Linked DNA regions of Homo sapiens: regions 2, 3, 4 and 5 are each linked to region 1. The links are chromatin loops, found by intact Hi-C in ENCODE. Cell type or tissue: mammary epithelial cell. All regions are shown on one strand.

The links. Peaks named below come from ENCODE experiments on the same cell type or tissue, not always from the same donor. Only the 100,000 strongest peaks of a DNase experiment are listed, where the experiment ranks them.
Region 2: a loop joins it to region 1, with 9 times the contacts of the local background. A loop is called at or near these places in 28 of 110 quality-filtered maps.
Region 3: a loop joins it to region 1, with 7 times the contacts of the local background. A loop is called at or near these places in 6 of 110 quality-filtered maps.
Region 4: a loop joins it to region 1, with 8 times the contacts of the local background. A loop is called at or near these places in 9 of 110 quality-filtered maps.
Region 5: it touches region 1 in a loop (2.5-fold over the local background); 2 of 110 quality-filtered maps call a loop at or near these places.

The regions. Positions count from the first base shown.
Region 1 is chr13:48,124,632-48,128,631 of GRCh38, forward strand. All of the region lies in intron 5 of LOC105370198 (a long non-coding RNA gene), which reads right to left. Among named protein-coding and RNA genes, the nearest start is that of MED4, 32 kb to the left of the region's middle. In mammary epithelial cell, a CTCF peak has its summit at 2,440 (motif pointing right); a DNase peak (open chromatin) is centred at 2,520; H3K27ac peaks cover 336 bases.
Region 2 is chr13:48,767,749-48,771,748 of GRCh38, forward strand. It overlaps the pseudogene PSME2P2. Among named protein-coding and RNA genes, the nearest start is that of CYSLTR2, 120 kb to the left of the region's middle. In mammary epithelial cell, a CTCF peak has its summit at 1,554 (motif pointing left); a DNase peak (open chromatin) is centred at 1,553.
Region 3 is chr13:48,208,200-48,212,199 of GRCh38, forward strand. The region is part of intron 1 of LOC105370198 (a long non-coding RNA gene); the gene reads right to left. Among named protein-coding and RNA genes, the nearest start is that of ITM2B, 23 kb to the right of the region's middle. In mammary epithelial cell, no CTCF peak of the experiment used is centred here; a DNase peak (open chromatin) is centred at 2,182; H3K27ac peaks cover 1,125 bases.
Region 4 is chr13:48,332,509-48,336,508 of GRCh38, forward strand. All of the region lies in intron 2 of RB1 (RB transcriptional corepressor 1), which reads left to right. Among named protein-coding and RNA genes, the nearest start is that of RB1, 31 kb to the left of the region's middle. In mammary epithelial cell, a CTCF peak has its summit at 2,206 (motif pointing right); a DNase peak (open chromatin) is centred at 1,643; H3K27ac peaks cover 594 bases.
Region 5 is chr13:48,503,214-48,507,213 of GRCh38, forward strand. All of the region lies in intron 10 of RCBTB2 (RCC1 and BTB domain containing protein 2), which reads right to left. It overlaps LOC124903173, which reads right to left and starts at 3,593. Exons shown (of 1, transcript XM_047430824.1): 1 at 1,171-3,593. The coding sequence starts at 3,494. The coding sequence ends at 2,871. RefSeq lists an enhancer at 2,294-2,563. In mammary epithelial cell, a CTCF peak has its summit at 1,596; no DNase peak of the experiment used is centred here; H3K27ac peaks cover 1,480 bases.

The DNA of each region.
Region 1 (4,000 bases):
AGTTATTATAGTATAGTGGTTTAGGTGCACCATTGTCAAGTTCATGTTTGTGTGATTTGTAAACTCAAATGAAGAAGTTGGGCCAGGCGCGAATGCTCAGGCCTGTAATCCCAGCATTTTGGGAGGCCGAGGTGGGTGGATCACAAGAGGTCAGGAGTTCAAGGCCAGCCTGGCCAACATGATGAAACCCCATCTCTACCAAAAGTACAAAAAATTAGCCAGGCATAGTGGTGGGCACCTGTAATCCCAGCTACTCGGGAGGCTGAGACACGAGAATCACTTGAACCTGAGAGGCAGAGGTTGCAGTGAGCCAAGATCACACCACTTTACTCCAGCCTGGGTGACAGAGCGAGATTCCATCACTCACAAACACACACACACACACCCATTAAAAAAAAAAAAGTTTTCCTTTGTTACTTTTGAAATGTAGTAAATCCCTAATGTGTAATCATTTTCAAACATCATGGATTTTGTTAGGAGGCATAAGAAACAGCACGTGGGCTAGGCACCGTGGCTCATGCCTGTAATCCCAGCGATTTGGGAGGCCGAGGCAGGTGGATCACGAAGTCAGGAGTTCAAGACCAGCCTGGCCAACACAGTGAAACCCCATGTCTACTAAAAATACAAAAAATTAGTCGGGCGTGGTACCAGGCGCCTGTAATCCCAGCTACTCAGGAGGCTGAGGCAGGAGAATTGCTTGAACCCGGGAGGCAGATGTTGCAGTGAGCTGAGACCATGCCACTGCACTCCAGCCTGGGTGACAGAGTGAGACTCCATCTCAAAAAAAAAAAAAGAAAAGAAAAGAAAAGAAAGAGCACCTGGCAGATATGGGTAGAGAGATGAAGAACTAACTGAAGAGAATGAGAAGAGCAAGGAACTGGTTCACACAGTGCGAGCCCCATTGGTGTGCTTTACGTGGTCTGCTTCACTTGGGATTTTCTTGTGTTTGTTTGTTTTTTTTTTGTTGTTGTTTTTTTTTTGTTTTTTTTTTTTGTAGAGACAAGGTGTTGCTAAGTTTTGCCCAGGCTGGTCTTGAACACCTAGCCTTGAGCAATCCTCCCAAGGCCTTCTATCTTGGGTTTAACACTGAAAGTCCTAGGCAACCCCTCAGGCAAACCAGAAAGGTGGGTCACCCTACCAGGTGGCCAGTAAGCATCTTGACAAGAAGGAAATAACGTTTTAAGTCATGAACAGAGCCCTCTTTACTTTCTTTCACTTCAAATTCCAGTGCCTCGGCCTCTCCAAGGACATTCCACTCTCCTATAACAAGCCGAGGAGCAGGCAAAAATGCCCAGGGACTAAGCAGGAGTCCTGGGTTTATTAAACTCTCTCCACTTCAGAAGCAATGCCAGGCCCATTAGGACAACTGGTGAAGGGAAAAAGCTTAAACATAGTTCTCACAAACAGAAACGAAAGGGAATATTCTGAACTGGAAACAGTGACCTTTATGGCATTATTCCAAAAGGAAAGTCAAAGGCAGAGCCTCAGGAAGGCAAATGTCCAGGATCCACAGGAACTCTGACTTATGCGGAACATTCCACACGAGGCCTGCTAATTACAGCGCTGGAGCATCTGTTTTGATAATGTTCTTTGAAATCAACTCAACCCTGAGAATGTGTGCAAATAGACGAAAAAGAAGACTGGACTGTATGACTATGAATACATTTTGGATATTGTAGCATGTAGAAGAACGAAGTAGTACATTAGGAGCATCAAAAATATACATCACTTTTTTTTTTTTTTTTTTGAGACTGAGTCTTGCTCTTGTCACCCAGGCTGGAGTGCAATGGCACGATGTCGGCTCACTGCAACCTCCGTCTCCTGGGTTCAAGCTGTTCTCCTGCCTCAGCCTCCCAAGCAGCTGGGATTACAGGCTCCCTCCACCATGCCCGGCTAATTTTTATATTTTTAGTAGAGACGGGGCTTCGCCATGTTGGCCAGGCTGGTCTCGAACTCCTGACCTCATGATCCACCCGCCTCGACCTCCCAATGTGCTGGGATTACAGGCGTGAGCCACCGCACCCAGCCACATATTTTATATTGTGTGCATTTCACAGAACAGACACATTTGAAAAAATGAAATGGGCCTGAAATAAGCATAACAATAACAACATCATTAATAATGTCATGCACAAAACTAATTAGGGCTATAGAGTTTGTGTAGTAATGGGGATTTTTTTTCCATAATAAAATGATAAAGCTAAGGATTTTAATATGTGTAATGTATAACACAGTAATTCTGAACAAAAAAGCATAATAGGAATATTGGAAATTCTAATGCTTGTTTCTCTGTATGTAATGCAGGAATAAAACTGAGTTAGTTTATACAGACTTCTGTGACCAAGAATGCTCCTGTGTACCCTGGTACAAGTGTAAGTAGGTAACTTGGCTGGGAGTTGAAATTTAGGGGATGTGGTGCAGAGATATAATTTTACCACCAGGGGGTGTTCTTTCCTCTTCCGGAATGTTGATGAGTTTATGTAATCACAAACTAACCCTAAACCAGCCCCACTAAAAATGGGCCAGGCCAGATCCCAGGAAATGGGATTAACTTACATCATTCACACAAATTCCCTCTTGCCCTTCCATTTTAGAGACTGTTGAGTTTTCCTTCAGTTGAGAGAATCATGCTGGCAGCAAGCCAATCTACATGAACTGTCGAAAACAGATTACACCCCTCCTGCTGATCAAAACAGGAGAATGATGACTTAAGAAGTTAGTGCAGGTAGCTATTTCTGATTATCCCCGGGGAGCAGGAGTTTCAAGTAAGCAAGAACTCAGCAGTTAGAAAGCAAACATCGAAAGGGTCTGAGGGGTAGAAAAGTCTCCTGCTTGAATTTTGATCTAAGCTGATTTACAACTGAAAAAGGTTGATGCCTCATTAAAGACCAGAAAAGCCTAGGAAAATTACCAGAGAGATTTTGACAGCTTCCAGAGTCAGCCAGGGAATCTGTCCCAGCCCATTAGTATAACCAAGTTTAGAAAGCAAGGCCTTGGAGAGGTGCCCCAGGGAGATGCCCAAGGGAGTCCGTCTGAACCCAGCCAAATGCTTACTCTTGAAAAAGGAAGACTTTGTCCCCTCTGTCAGCTTAGTGCCAGAAGCTCTGTCAGGGAGAAAGGCTGTGAAGCTAAGAAATATGGGATATTAGGTCACCTGCTCAACTGAAGCAAGTTCAACAAATTCAAACTTTGAGTCAATACATTATTTCCCCTTTTAATGCCCAAAAGTAATACTTGCTCATTGCTAAAACCAACAATACAGAGGCTAAAGTAAAAATCAAAGGACTGTCCTCTCATGACCAGCCCACTCTCCTCAGCCCCACTTACCAGAAATACTCACAGTTGAGAATTTGCTTATATTTTTCGGGGTTTCCTTTTTCCCATGCATTATTTCTGCAAAATGGATCAGTCTATCTGTCTGGCTCTCCATCTATTCATTCTATGCATCTATTAATCACCCATTTGGTTTGGTTTGGTTTTTGCCAAAAAGATATATATATAAAAAATATATATCATATTATATATAATATATATCATATAATATATTATATATGATATATATTCTTTTGTGTAAGTTTTTTATTTAATTGAAATGAAACTTCATTTCAATTTAATGAAGCCGACTTTTCCAAATCAGATCCATTCTTTCTTATAGTGACACAATATTCCATTGTATGGATGGTCCATAACTTTACTAAGCCAGTGCCCTACTGACGAACATTTGTGCTAGTCCCAGTTTCTTTTTCTATTACAAGAATGCTATAATAAAATTCTTAATTAAAAGATGTGGTTATTAATGGATGTGTTGTGTTAAGGATCAGACATTGTGCTAAGCCCTCTACGGGATATTAGGATGAATAAAATATGTTTCCTGCCATCTTGGAGTTTACTCTTTTGTATGGGAGAACTATTAAAAAAAATTGACATTGCAAGGTGCAGTGGCTAACGCCTGTAATCCCAGCACTTTGGGAGGCCAAGGCAGGCAGATCACTTGATCAGG
Region 2 (4,000 bases), 640 kb after region 1:
TACAGAAATCAGCAGTGAGGTACAGAGTGGCTGGATTTGTTACAGCTCAGCGTATGCCTTATTTGAACACAGTTTGAACACTCAGTAGTATATGAATGGCTGAAGTATGGCCACTGGGATTGGCCAAGACTTAGCTATTGTTACAACTACATACCACTAACTTAGGTTTACAATTGTTTCTGTCTATTAAGCTAGGTTATAGTTCATCCACAAGGACTCAAATGTAAAGTACAGAGTCCTTCTCAGGCTATATTTAGTTTGCTTTCACACCAGATTTATAAGTGATTTACTCAACTGTATAATAATACTACGGGATTCTATATATCTCTATATATTTACCATTACCAGGGAATTTAACATTTTCATAGGGCTTTTTGCAGCTGTTTATCACTCTTTTGTATCAATTTGTAGGACTTCCTTTTGCATTTTTTATAGGGTAAGGCAAGTGGTTACGGATTCCCTCAGCTTTTGTTTATCTGAGAAGGTCTTTATTTCTCCTTCAGTTTTGAAGGACAGCTTGGCCAGACATAGTATTTTTAGTTGGCAGGGTTTTTTTCTTTTGGTACGTTGAATATATTACCCCACTCTCTTCTAGTTTGCAAGGTTTCCGCTGGGAAATCTGCTGATAATATTGGTGCTCCCTTGTACATCATGAGTACTTTTCCCCTGATGCTTTCAAAATTCTCTCTTTATCTGTGACTTTTGAAAATTTGATTGTGATGCATGTCAGTGTAGATTTATTCTGTTTGGAGTTCTCTGAGCTTCTTGAATTTGCACATTCATTTCTCTCATAGATTTGGAAAACAGGGTGCCATTATTTTTTCAAATAGATTCTCTACCCCTTTTTCTTTTTCTTATCCTTTTGGAACTCCCATAATGCACATGTTATTCTACCTGATGGTGTCTCAGAAATCTCTTAGACTCTCTTCATTGTTCTTTTGTTGTTGTTGTTGTTGTTCTGCCTTTTAAAAGTTTTCTATCTTCAAGTTTGTTGATTGTTTCTTCTGCCTAGTCAAGCCTGCTGTTGAGACCATCTAGTAAATTTTTCAATTCAATTATTGTATTCCAGGATTTCTGTTTTATTCTTCTTCATAAATTCTCTTTATTGATATTTTCACATTGTTCATGCATTTCTTTTCTAAGTTTGTTTAGTTGTCAGTCCGTGCTCTCTTTTTATTCATTGAGCATCCTGAAGATAGTAATTTTGAATTGTCTGGTAATTTACATATCTCTGTTTCTTTAAAGTCAGTTTCTGGAGATTTAACTTGTTCCTTTAAAAGTGTCATGGTTCTCTGTCTTTGCATGTTTTGTTGTTTTGTTGCTGCAGTTTCAGCATTTTAAGAATCAGCCAACTCTCCTATTATCTGGTTTTATACATACAGGAATTTCTCCAGTCAGCCAGGCTAGAAATTCTGGAAACTTCTCAAGCATTTTCTGGGTATAAGTCTTTCCTCGGCTTGTGGGTGTAATCTGTTTGAAGACGTTTCCCAACATCTATTCAGGAGCTCTCCCTGGTGTTTGTCTGTGATACTGCAGCCTCTCTGGTGCTGTAGTAAATAGTGGTACTGGAGCTCCACCCAGTGTCTATCTTTGGTACTACTGACTCTGGTGCATAGTTGATCATTGTTCTTGGCAATCCTTAGGTGACCTATTCCAGTCAGTGCAGTCTCAGGCACACAAAAGTCCCTTGGGCAGCATCTCTAAAAATCAGGAGGTCTGATACCCCTTCCACTCCTTTCTCACCTCAAGGAGAAGACAAGAGTTGAGGGTTTCCTCCCAATCACATGTTGGAGTGGGAGGGATGTTCTGATGAGAAAGAATGGAGAATGCCACAGGTTTTTCTACTGGGCTTCAATGTGGTTGGCTTCGTGATCAGTATAAGAACCTTTTAACTGACTTTTGGTTTTCTTACAGAGGCATTTGGTCTGACTGTTGTTGCTAATTTTGTGTCCCGTGGGAGAAGAAGAGACTAAGGCTTTCCGTCCTGCCCTTTTCCTGATGTTTCTCCTCTGATTTTTATAATCAGAAGCACAGTAAAAAAAAAAAAAAAAAAGAAACACACACACTTTTTCTTTCTCATGATCCTCATCTTCCACTACTTTTGACGCCAATGGTTTGAGTTTGATTTCTTTTTTAAGACAAAAATTTATGTTACCAACTACCTGTTTCCATCTTGTTCTTCACATCTGAAGTCATTTTGCTTCTGTTGAGGGTAGCTTGATTCTTCCCTCCCACTCCTCACCCCTGCACCAGGGAACGATCAGGCTGTTAGAACTTTGAGATGGAAGGTTTTCAGGTGCTCAACGTTAACCCCACTGCCAAAGGCCATGGGTGGGTGGTGGGAGGGCATATTTGGAGCAGAGCTGTATGCAGAAGCATGGTCTGAACCCCACAGATACCTATGTCACCTTCCCTGTCAGGAGATATCCAGTGCTATCCAGCTGAGTTCCCAATTCCTAGCTTCAAAGGCCACCCAAGAGTCATTAAGTAGATCAAATAGTGAGATGGTATGAGCTGGGATCACTATGAGACTGCCTCCCCTCAAGGATACTCATGGATCCCCCTATTACCCCCAGGTCTACTCTGCTACTATCATTTAAGTTCACTAGGACAGATCCACTGCGATCTGGGAATTCATGCCTACTTGGTCATTGTGAATTTGACCTTTCTGAATCAAAATCCCAGTTCATAGTTAGACATTTTGTGTTCCTATTTTGAGTTTACATAGTTTGACGATTAATTTTAGGTATTAACTTGACTGAGCCAAAGGATGCCCAGAGAGCTGGTAAACATTATTTCTGGGTATATGTGTGAGGGTATTTCCAGAAGAGTTTCATATTTGAACTGATGAACCAAGTAAAGCAGATCCAAACCACTGAGGGCCTGAATCATCAGAAAGGTGGAAGGAGGAAAAAAATCACCCTCTGCTTGAGCTGAGACATCCATCTTCTCCTGTCAGTGCTCCTGGTTCTCAAGTTTTTGGATTCAGGTTAGGACTTACATCATCACCCCACTTCACACTGGTTCTCAGGCCTTTGAACCCAGACTGAATTACACACTGGCTTTCCTTGTTCTCTAGCTTGCAGACAATAGATTGTAGGAATTCTCTGCCTCCATAACTTTGTGAGCCTATTCCTATGATAAATCTCCTCTTATATTTATGTCTATTTATCTATCTATATATCTATAGATATATATCTTATTGGTTCTGTTTTTCTGGAGAACCCTGATGAATACAAATATTATAGTATCCTAGTACCAGAGCAGTGAGCTCCTTGCAAACTAGAGTCAGAAGGATGTGTTGTCACTGGCAGACATCTCCAGGGGTATCAAGAATACCCCTGTTAGAGACCAGAGATCTAGCAACTGAAGCAGCACGGCCAAGCCATGTAGGGTGCGCCTGAGCGCAAACAGGTGGAGGTCTTCCTTCCTTTTCCAGGAGGCTGAGGAATTCCTCTACAGATTCTTGCCACAGAAAATCACATACCTGAATCAGCTCTTGCGAGAGGGCTCCCTCAGTGTGGCTGACCTGACTTCCCTCCGGGCCCCACTGGACATCCCCAACCCAGACCCTCCACCCAAGGATGATGAGATGGAAACAGATAAGTAGGAGAAGAAAGAAGTCCCTAAGTGTGGATTTCTCCCTGGGAATAAGAAAGTCCTGTCCCTGCTTGCCCTGGTTAAGCCAGAATTCTGGACTCTCAAAGAGAAATTCATTCTGGTGATTACATGGATCCAGCACCTAATCCCCAAGATTGAAGATGGAAATGATTTTGGGGTAGCAATCCAGGAGAAGGTGCTGGAGAGGGTGAATGCTGTCAAGACCAAAGTGGAAGCTTTCCAGACAACCATTTCCAAGTAATTCTCAGAACGTGGGGATGCTGCGGCCAAGGCCTCCGAGGAGACTCATGTAATGGATTACCGGGCCTTGGTGCATGAGCGAGATGAGGCAGCCTATGGGGAGCTCAGGGCCATGGTGCTGGACCTGAGGGCCTTCTAT
Region 3 (4,000 bases), 84 kb after region 1:
TCATGAAATCTTCACAATTTATGTTCAGAGACTGCAGTAAAGACGGGTGTAAGAAATCATAAAAGTATTAATTTTGGGAACTGATAAATGTCCATGAAATCTTCACAATTTATGTTTTTGTGACTCAGCTCCAGCCGGTCCCTCCGTTCGGGGTCCCTGACTTCCTGCAACATACACCTATGTAACAAACCTGCATATTGTGCACATGTACCTGAGAACTTAAAGTGTAATAAAAAAAATACTGCTATATTGCCTTCCAAAAGGTTATATCAATTTCTACTTCCACTAAGAGTATGTGAGCCTACTTACTTCTTCACATCCTTGCCAACACTGGATACTATAAAAAGTTTAAATCGGCCAGGCATGGTGGCTCACGCCTGTAATGCCGGCACTTTGGGAGGCCGAGGCAGGTGGATCACATGAGGTCAGGAGCTGGAGACCAGCCTGGCCAACATGGTGAAACCCTGTCTCTACTAATAATACAAAAATTAGCCGGGTGTGATGGCAGGCGCCTGTAATCCCAGCTACTTAGGAGGCTGATGCAGGAGTCACTTGAGCCTGGGAGGCAGAGGTTGCAGTGAGCTGAGATCGTGCCATTGCACTCCAGCCTGGGTGACAAGAGTGAAATTGCGTCTCCAAGTTTAAATCTTTAATAATCATATGAAAAATACATCCATTACATCCATTTTATAGGCTTTTTGTTGTTAAACTTTCATGCCTTTTGCCTGCTTTTCTATTTAATTATAATTTTCTTGTTGATTTGAAGCAGCTGTTTGTATGGTTTTTAAAAATAGCAATTTCTCATAGTATTAAAAATTGTATCCCCCTGCTTTTGTTATCTTTTTAGTTTTTTACGGTACATTTTTCATGAGAAAGTTTATGCAATTTAATGTACTGATGTTTTCCTTTATTCTTACAGGATATTATTTTATGCCTAGAGTCCTTCCCTCATTCTAAGATAATTATTTAAATTCACCAATATTTTCTTCTAGTAATTTAAGGTTCATATTTACATTTAAATCTCTGCCCCAAAGGAAGGTTTTTTGCTCTATGCAAATCTGTACTCTTCAATTTTTTTGTTATGATGAGCATATATTACTATTATAATTTTTTAAAACATGGTCACAAGCTAGTGTAGTACAGATACGTCTTTCTATGAAAATCTTGACAAAAACCAAACCAATAGCAAATGTAATTTGAAAAACACCAATATGGTAAAAGAATGAAAGTAGGCTTCCCATATTTTACTTTGAAATTTGAAAGATCACCATATGTGTGCCTCCCCCTGGTACCTTGAAACTACTCTCTCATGTGTACACACTGTTCAGTACAAGGGGCCTGCCAGCTTGGTACTTACGGCCACCCTCCTCTTTAGTTAGGCTTGAAAAAAAGGAAGAAAAGAAGTCAAGAGAAAGTAACAAAGTAAGATACAAGTAAACCGTTGGAAGTGGAATCAGCATTTACTGCCAGCCAGTAACAACTCTTTCTGAAATGTCTGAGTGCCCGGTAGTACAATGAATTTCTCTACTTCCACCCTAGGAAACGTTTCAAAGCCTCCAGTACTTCCAGTCTCAGTCTATAAACCCGAAGTGTCTCCACTGCACACAAAGTTAAGAGCATAGGCTTTGGAGCCAGACTGCCTGGTTCACCCTGGACTCTGTCACTAGTTGTTAGGGACATTGCTTGAACATCTGTGAGCCTCAATTTTCTCACCTATAAAATGGGGATAATAGTAATACTTACCTTGTATGGATGTCCTGTGGATTAATTACCTGAGTTAATACATGTAAAGCACCTAGATGCCTGAAATATAATAGTGTTCAATCAATATTTACTATTATCTTTACCAGAGAATAGTTAAGTCTACATGAGCCACAAGTGCATTGCAAAAGTCCAGTGGAATAGCAGAAAGGAATTACGGGATGTCCCAGTATTGCTGTTGTTTGACAGCATTGAAAAAATCATGCAAACTCTGTCTTTCTATTTTCCTGAACCTATAACACGTGGATGATTAGTTTCCTATTACAGTTAACAACTAATTGTAAAGTGCAGTTAATATGCAGTTTGAGGGCTTCTATTATTTGTAGTTCTTACTCACTTGACTTAAGACAGGCTATTTTTTCTCCAACTGACTCAGTGCTCTACTCACTACTATTGTGCAATAAAGTTAGAGAAAGTACTGAATCATTTCAAACCTGCTTATTGATACTAAGATCTCACCATGTAATGACACGAAAGATCTTAGTCACACATAAGGTAATGGTAGTGCAGTTGAGAATAAAGGAAAGTGTCTTACTTCGTGAGCTGCACAAATGAGGTTCATCTTGTGATAATAATTCTCACAATAACTCTATGAAGTAAGGATTTTATAAAGTTGTCCTAGGAAGTTCCCCTCCTATAGAAAGGAAAAGAAAACGGGGCCATTTTAGAAGACTACCTATCATATCTATCTGTAGGTATAAGTTTTTTCTGTCACCCCCCCAAAAAACATACAATTGTGCAATTAAGATGCATGAACTTATTGTTTTATTCCTTTTTCGGCTGTGCTTTCCATCTCTGTGTGGTGTGCTCCACTTTGGCTGGATTCTTGTCTCATTTCTTACAGTTCACTATTTTATTCTTTGCTATATTTATTCTGCTATTTGGTTTATCTAGTAGGCCCCTTATTTCAGTGATTATATTTTTTCTTTTCTTTTTTTCTTGTCTTTTTTTTTTTTTTTTTTTTTGAGAAAGATTCTCACTCTGTCGCCCAGGCTGGAGTGCAGTGGCATGATCCCGGATCACTGCAACTTCCATTTCTGGGGTTCTAGCAATTCTCTGGCCTCAGCCTCCTAAGTAGCTGGGATTACAGGTGTGTGCCACCACACCCGACTAATTTTTGTATTTTTAGATGAAACGGGTTTTGCCATGTTGGCCAGGCTGGTCTCAAACTCCTGACCTCAAGTGATCCACCCACCTTGGCCTCCCAAAGTACTGGGATTACAGGTGTGAGCCACCATGTCCGGCCTCTTTTTTTTTTTTTTCCCCTTTGAGATGGAGTCTCTCTCTGTCACCCAGGCTGGAGTGCAGTGGTGCAATCTTGGCTCACTGCAACCCCCACCTCCCGGGTTCAAACGATTATCCTGCCTCAGCCTCCCGAGTAGCTGGGACTACAGGCACGTGCCACCAGGCCCAGCTAATTTTTGTATTTTTAATAGAGATGGGGTTTCACCATATTGGCCAGGCTGGTCTCGAACTCCTGACCTCAGGTGATCCGCCTGCCTCGGCCTCCCAGTGTGCTGGGATTACATGTGTAAGCCACCGTGCCTGGCCCCCTGGCCCATATTTTTTATTTTCAAAATCAATAACTGATTCTTTAAAAACTATCTGCTATTGTGGTTGCAGTATCCTTTTATAGCTCTAAGGTTTTTAATTATAGTCCAACTTAAAATCTTGTTTGCTCTATTGACTGTTTCCTTGGGCATTCATACTTATATTTATTGGGTTTGGTGCCTGTCTTTCACAGTGTTGGTTTTCCTTAAAAGTCTGGTGATTCTTGGCTTGCTGCTGGTCTCTGTGATTGCACAGCCCTGCTTGTGGATGAGCCAGGCCAGACACATCAAAACTAGCAGCCCATCCCTTCTTCCACCCCTCTTCTGGGTTACTACGTTCTGGAGCAATGCTTCTCAATCTTTTTTTCATTATCACCCTCCTAAGGAAACTTTGTAGACATTTTTTTCCTAATCACCACCTCTCCTTCACGAAATGTCAGTACCACAGATGGGCTACATCTCTGTGTACATACTGTGGCCTGTTGGAGCCACAGACTATAGCAATATTTAGGTTTTTTTGTTTTCTTTCCCCAAAATTTCCCACCCAAGACCTAAGTTTTGCCCTGGTGGGAGTAATATCACCTCCAGCTAAAAATCATGCTCTGAAGAACGTCCCTGTTTTTCTGCATTAACTGTCCTACCAGTAAATGTTATTTTTGCCTTCTGCTTCCAAAGCAGTTGACCAAAGA
Region 4 (4,000 bases), 210 kb after region 1:
TGCAGTGAGCTATTATTGTGCCACAGCAATCCAGTCTGGGTGACAGAGTGAGACCCTGTCATGAGACCTGTCTCAAAAACAAAAACAAAAAAAGTAGTAGTTCTGGACACTTAATTTACAGCATGGTTGATTATAGTTAATAATAATGTTTTGTATTCTTGAAATTCACTAAGAGAAATCTTAAGTATCCTTACGACATACACACAGACAAAATGGTGACTATGTGAAGTGATAGATATGTTAATTAGCTTAATTGTAGTGCAGTAGTGCCCCCTTATCCTCAGAGGATATGTTCCAAGACCCTCAGTAGATGCTTGAATCCACAGATAGTACTTAACCCTATATATACTATGTTTTTTCCTATCCTGTACATATATACCTGCATTAAAGTTTAATTTGTAAATTAGCCACAGTAAGAGATTAGTAACAATGACTAAGAAAATAGAACAATTATGACAAGATGCTGTAATAAAAAGTATGTGAATGTAGTCTGTTTCTCTCAAAATAGGTACTCCGCTCACCTGTTTTCAAACCATGGTTGACCATGGGAAACTGAAACTGTGGAAAGTGAAACCGTGGATATGGAATGACTGATGTAATCACTTCTTATTGTATAGATGTATCAAAATATCACATTGAACACCTTAAATATAAACTTTTTCGTTTGTCAATTGTACCTCCATAAAGCTGGAAAAAAATGTGACCTCATTTGTTTGTTGGTGATTTCCTTTTTTGAAACAGCACATGTCATATTTGGTAAAAGGAGTTGATATTGTTAATCCATATAATTGGATCTGAGTTGTAGGAATTAATCTCCTTACTCAATGGTTTTCAACCTTGTTTCCAAGAGTAGTAGATATCAGTTTTGTAGCTATTTTTCAGAAAAGCTAATTAGTAGCCCTTTGAGTATGGTGGCAGTTTTCTTTCCTATATGGTTATACCTTTTTGGATGGATCATTTTTGGGCTTTGAGCTCAATAATCTAAGCAGAGAGCTTGACCAGAAACTTAGTTCTAGGTAGGTTATGTATCATCTGTTCAGAAAATGAGGTCTGTAATGTCGTTCTTTGTGTGTGTGTATGTGTGTGTGTTACCCTTATTGATACTTACCAGTTTGCTATTAATGTGTGAATGGGAGCTGAAGAAACTATAGTGGAACCAACAGTCTTAACTTACACTTTGGTGGTTCAGTTGCTGCTTGTTTCTCTGAGCATATGGAGAAAAAAAAGAAAAAAAAACAAAGAGAGAAAAAGCCACTCTGTAGCTACTGCCACAACTTTTTTTTTTTTTCCTTTTTAGAACTACGCTAGTGTTAGTGCTGGACACTACAAGGCTCTTGGGGTAAAGTAGTGAATTAGATACAATATTTCTGCCTTCAGGATGCTTACATATTCATAGTTGAGATAGGGACAAATGAGCAAGCAAGCAAGTCACAGTTCAGTTAAGAGCTGACAGGTTTATGAACTGAGTTCCATAGGAGTTTTTCAAATTTATTTTAATTTTTCTGATCATATGCTGCATGATCTGTAAGAGTTCTTAAGGGAGGGAGTCCCAGGTGCTCAACTTTTGGGCAGATGGCCAGGTAAATCTGAATTTGCCAGGTACATGTTTTTCTGGAAATAGAATCAACTTTCTTACCCACAAAGGCATTGTGTAACTGGGTGACTGATTCACATGGTGTTCACCCCTGCATGTTGTTTCAAAAATGTGATTGAGTACAAGTAAGGTCAGTTTTTACATTCCTCTTCTTGGCTTTGCCACTCTTGCCTTTTACTTCTGTGCACATCCAAGAATGTCCTTAACACTAGACTGCTGTAAGCTCATATTATACAGGTGAAATTTTCTAGCGTCTTAGCCTGTTATTCCTTCTGTTCCTACGTATCACCTAGGTAAGGAGGAAATCTAGGAGCAAAAGATAAAGGCAGTTCTTCCCCCTATTTCTCTGTAATACCTTCATATTTCATTTAATGTAACCCTACTGCTAATTACTTATTACAGTCTCATGAACTATGCGTAAGGATATATCTTTTGACCCTGAGGTAGAGCACAAAAGCACATGTTTCTTATGACTTATTTTCATCTTTCATATTTCACAAAGTGCAAGCTAGATAGAACATTATTTTTAACTTTTGAAATTGCAACTTAAATTTATGTCAGTTGTGACAGCATACATAGTAGTACTTTTCTGATAGTTCCAGGATGATTTATGTCACCACTTGGTGGAGCTCTTTTATAAGTAAGTGCATTGTTTAAAAAAGCGAGTATAAGTTGTCACTAATTAGGGGTTATCATTAGATTGGTTCAAATGAACTCAACTAAATGATGGTATAATTGGTAATCTCTTCAAGTACTGAGTGTAGATTTTGTTTTAAACTGTAATGTATGTGATTAAAATTTTGATAAAGATTTTTCTCGAGTATTTCTAATTTTTCTCTCTCCTGCTTTATGTAAATGTAGCACTTATTGACTTTTCTCCTATTTTACAATTGTAGATAATTTAAAAAATGTATGCAGGATTAATAAGGAAAATGAAAACTGTTCGTAATCCTACCATGTAGAGATAATCGTGAACATTTTAATATATATTTTCATTTTCTCTTCTTTTTTGTTTTTTCACAAAATTGGAATCAAAATATGTGCAGAACTTTTTATTCTGTTTTTTTCTTAACGTTATATGTTGGGTATTTTTACATATCCCTTTAATATTCCTTGAAACTGTTTTGGGTTTTTATATTATTCTATGATATAGCTCTATCACAATATGTTTAACCATTCTGTTTTAAGATTTTTAGGCTCTTCCTACTATTTTTGCTATTATAAATAACTTTTCAAACATCTATTACACTAAATCTTTTTTTAATTTTTAAGTTTTGTGGGTACATATCAAGTGTACACATTTATGGGACATATGAAATGCCCTGATGCAAGCATGCAGTTCTGTTACTCTAAATCTTGACTCAACTCTATTTTTACTTGTTAAATTCTTAGCTATAAAACTGAGGTATTTTAAGGATTTTTATGTACCTTAACAAAATGTCCTTCAATTGACATTATTCTCAAATATGTTTGTTGAAAATATGTTTGTTGAAAGTACCTTTTTTTTTTTGCAAAGTGCTTGTTCTTTGCCCATTTTCCCCCCATTTTTTGTTCTTTTTTTGGTGTGTGTGGGGGAATTGTTTTGGCTAGGTAAGAATTACTTTTCTTCTGTTTCAACAATTTTTAAAGTGCTATCCTGAGTCCTTTTCATAATTTTCAAGAAAACACATCAGTTACAGATTTTAGGTTGCAAATTGTTGTTGGAAAAGGAGACCTGGACCTTAAAAGAGGAATCAGGCTGGAAAGCAGAATGAGATATGAGAATCATCTGTATATGAGATGATGAGGGCTGTAGGAGTGGATGAGAGTGCTGAGGAAAAAAGAGAATGGTGGGAAAAAAGCCCATGGAGTTGAGAAACCCCATGAAAAAGTTGTGAGAGGAAAAGAGAAGAGAATGAGGATGTGAGGGCATTTAAAAAAGCTACTGAAAAAAGTTGCATGGAGGTATACTGAAGGAGAAAAATTGCAACAGTGTCAGATGCTGCATAGAGGTCTTTCTGGATTTTGCATCCATGTTCATCAGGGACATCAGTCTAAAATTCTCTTTTTTTGTTGTGTCTCTGCCAGGCTTTGGTATCAGGATGATTTTGGCCTCATAAAATGAATTAGGGAGGATTCCCTCTTTTTCTATTGATTGGAATAGTTTCAGAAGGAATGGTACCAGCTCCTCTTTGTACCTCTGGTAGAATTCGGCTGTGAATTCATCTGCTCCTGGACTTCTTTTGGTTGGTAGGATATTAATTACTCCCTCAATTTCAGAACGTGTTATTGGTCTATTCAGGGATTCAACTTCTTCCTGATTTAGTCTTGGGAGGGTGTATGTGTCCAGGAATTTATCCATTTCTTCTAGATTTTCTAGTTTATTTGCGTAGAGGTGTTTATAGTATTCTCTGATGGTAGTTTGTA
Region 5 (4,000 bases), 380 kb after region 1:
AATTCAAGTATAACCCAAGAGAGTAGTGGTCCCCCCTACCAAAAAAGGGTGGTTTAAAATTTTTCCCCCTAAAACATCACTTACTGAAGAAAATAATAAAGATTTGGGTCATCTGGACTGAGGGCCAATAAATAAATATTTTAATGAAGACTTCACCAATTTTTAGAATGCTATGGGTCATTCCAACTCCTATTGCACAGAGTAAATTCAGTAGTTCTACCACACTGGGCTGTATGACCTGGAGCCCAGGAGAGCAGTTTCCTAGGATCACTATGTGATATGCCCTACTGCTCTAAGTTCACGATTGATGAGGAGGTAATTCTCAGAACAATTTTTTTTTTTTAAGACAGAGGAGTCTTGCCTTGTCACCCAGGCTAGAGTGCAGTGGCACAATCTTGGATCTTGGCTCACTGCAACCTCTGCTTCCCAGGCTCAAGCGATCCTCCTACCTCAGCCTCTGTAGTAGCTGGGACTACAGGTGCAAGCCACCACACCTGACTAACTTTTGTATTTTTTGTAGAGACAAGGTTTTGCCATGTTGCCCAGGTTGGTCTTGAACTCCAGAGCTCAAATGATCCGCCCACCTTGGCCTCCCAGAGTGCTGGGATTACAGGTGTGAGACACTGCACCCGGCCTCAGAACACTTCTTAATGGAAAACATTGTCTTGTTGATCTGGAAGTAATTTCTTTTCCATCAGAATAAGCCACCATACAGATTGAAGGAAAATGGTAAACTCTTTTAACCCAGGGGAAGTCCCCATCTTGATTTTGCTACAGCAGACAATGGTACCAGCATCCTCAGAGACTTAGGCTCAGAACTTCAGGGTCATCTTTGACTTCTCCCTCCTCATTTACCACTTTCTTTAGAATATCCAGTTAAATAACAAAGATGCTTTCTTTGTAATGTCTCCCCTCAGCCACCACTGGGGGGTCAGGTACACCCCACATCTGGCCCCTGTAACAGCCTCCCAGGTCTCCCTTGCCTTAGACTCTCTCTTCTGCCCCAACTCACACAGTGCTGGCAGGTTAATCATCCTCTTGGAACACCGTTCTCATCAGAACTTTCACACGGGCAGTGGCTTCTCTCAGATAAAATCCTGACACAAGACATAACTCCATCCATGATTTGGCGTCACCTCTGTACAGACATCTCACAAGTCAATTTTGTCCACACACCCTGTTTCAACAAACAGGCTTTCTCATTGACCTTCAATGACTTCATACATGGTTGTTCAGGAATGTTCTTTCTCTCTGCCTTACAAACCCTACCCATCTTGTAAGGCCCAGTTCAAACTGCCCCAAGTTTGAGGTCTCCCGCTCACCTGAGCTCCTGCAGCACTTCCTGTCCACACCATTCCAGCCTGGCCCTGTTACTTTATGCATCCGTTTCACCTGTTCAGCGAGATGACCAGTTTCTGGCAGGCCTAATCACTGGCTTAATTCTCTCTAAGCACATAACGTGGTGTCTTACTGAATATAATCTATGGGTCACTTTACTGACTGAGGAAGACTCAACAACACAGAGCAAAGGTTGTGTAAGACCCCACTGACACGGGCTAGCACCTGAAGGGTGAGGATGATCCTCCACTGCCTCCTTTAGGCAGTTGCTCTCAAACCAGGAGGGAGGTGTTATCACAGAACCTGGAGCTTGTACCGGCTCGCCTCAGAGGCTGAGACATGCTGTTCTCATGTGCGGTAATCTCACTGACTTATTATGAGGATCGTTCTTAGCCCTTGAAAACCACCCAAAAATACTAGAGGAAAAAAAGGCTACGATGGCCCACAGTGGAGAGCTCAGGATTTGGAGTCAAACCTAGGTTTGTTTTTTATTTCTTTCTTTTTTTTTTTTTTTCTTGCAGCTCCAGCTCAAAGGAAAACAAAAACTGGGTTTGAATCCTCGCTCTACCACTAGGCTGCGTGACTAGCACTAGGCTGCGTGACTAGGGGAATGTCACTTAGCACCTAGGAGCCTTGGTTTCATCACATTGCAAGGGTGGTGTGAGAATCAAGTGATAAAATGTTAAGTGCCAACCAGGCACAATGTCTGGGTGCAAATGGTTGCATGACAATAGAGGTTTCTTTACATTATGATGACTACTCAGCCTTTTAAGTGACAAAGCATCTTTTAGGTGGAGACCATGTATTTCTAGTGATCAATTCAAATTAGTACGACTTTCCCTAGAAGAGTCCTTTCCTGATATTTGCAGGGTTAGGCCAGTCCCCTGGCCTAATCCAGTGCTGTGCAAAAGAACCGTGCCAGACGGGGAAAATGGTTAACAATATTTGGCTTCTCAATCAGCATCATTCTTTTCAACAAATAAAGAAAATGGGAGAAGGAAATAGAATAAACTTATTCAAAGAGAAGTACGTCCACTGTTAGTATCGATTTTACTGGCAAGCCTCCTAAGTTACAAGCAAATGTGAGGATAGCGACATGGTCTGTCTTCGTGGCCTGGTGCTGTGGGCAGGACACGCGGATCAGAGTCAGAGTGTAGTTCTAGGGCCACGTTATTTAAATTCTTATAATCAGCTTTACCATCTTTTCAAAGAAAAAAAAAGATGAGGGGGAACAGGATACAGGCAGCAATCCTCTCACGGTTTGTGGTTTTGTGTACGTGAAATAAGTTCCTTGGCAGAGCTGAGAACCGAAAAAGGCTTCCTTCCGTGACTAAAAGTGTTTACCAGCTGCTGCAGAACTGTGGGCCCGTGATTTAGCTGAGGAACTCATGATTTAGCTGGAGAGAGAAGTCCAGATCTGTGACTTTGCAAATAATTCCCAAATGACATCAGTGTGGCCCTGACTACAAGTCTCCAGTGAGTAAGGAAAAATACCTGGGGGCTCCTCAGGGAATATTTCAAGTAAAAGGGAACTAACTGGGCCATGTATGCTTTGGACTGGCCAGAGCCGTGGAATAAGAGTCTGTGAGGTGGAGAGCAATGCAGGACCAACATGCAGGCAGAGCTGGAGACGGCAGGATGGCAGAGAGCAGCATCGTACAAGACCTGACAGGGACGGAGGCCAACGCCGGGATCGGAGGGCAATGAGGCTTGCCAGGAACAGTGGCGTCGGCTTCAATCCAGAGCCGAAGAGTTCTGATTTGATCTGATGTGATAGGCAAATGGGAAACTGCTTTGTAAACAGGGCCATGATGTGAGGAAATGGTATTCTCAGAAAGACTGACCTGGCCACAGTGGTGTGCAAGACAGGCTGCAAGGGAGAGAAAGAATAGTCTGGAAGGCTGGCTGGGGAGGCCAACCCAAGCTAGGTTGCCAAGGAGTAATGAGGGTGGCCTGGATGTTAATGCAGAGGGAGGGAGAGGAGCGGAAGGTGGCCCAGGGGATGAGTCTAAGAAAACCCCCGGCTGGCAGTGCTGAGGGAGGCAGAAGCCGCGCTGGTCAGGTGGCAGGTGTGGGGGCCAATGTACACATAGCTGAGCAATTAATAAAAGGAAAAAGGGCCTTCTGTGTTTGAACCACCTCAATTGTAAAGCCATCTGGCATTCTCTGGGAGCAGGGGAGGTTAGGGCAGCCCAATGAACAATGTGAAGATAAGCATTTATGAACTGCTCTTCCTTTCTTCAGATTTTAGCACTTTGCAGTGACCTACTAGGCAAAGACTTCTACATTTTTTGGAATCATTTCTGTGTCCTTTGGGGTAATGTTCTATGAAAAATGTCAGTGACTGGAGCACAACAGCATCCTTCACTGATCTGCCCAACATCAGAAAAGCCAAATAATGCGGTTCTTATGTTCCCTTCTGAGATGTTTGTTCTTTGTTATTAGCATCCATGAAAGAGGGTAGCCTCTGCCCCTAGAGCAGCTGGTGACCTGAAGTGGGACACTACTCTCTAGAGAAGGGCTGGGACAGACAGAGCCAAAGGGTGGGTCAGGGAAGGCCATGTGATGCTGCCCGTCCCGGGGCATGGCCTTGTGACATATACCTGGCACACCCGGCTCCACATGGGAAGTCAGGGGTGGGGCGCGGATTTGGTTGGCTGCA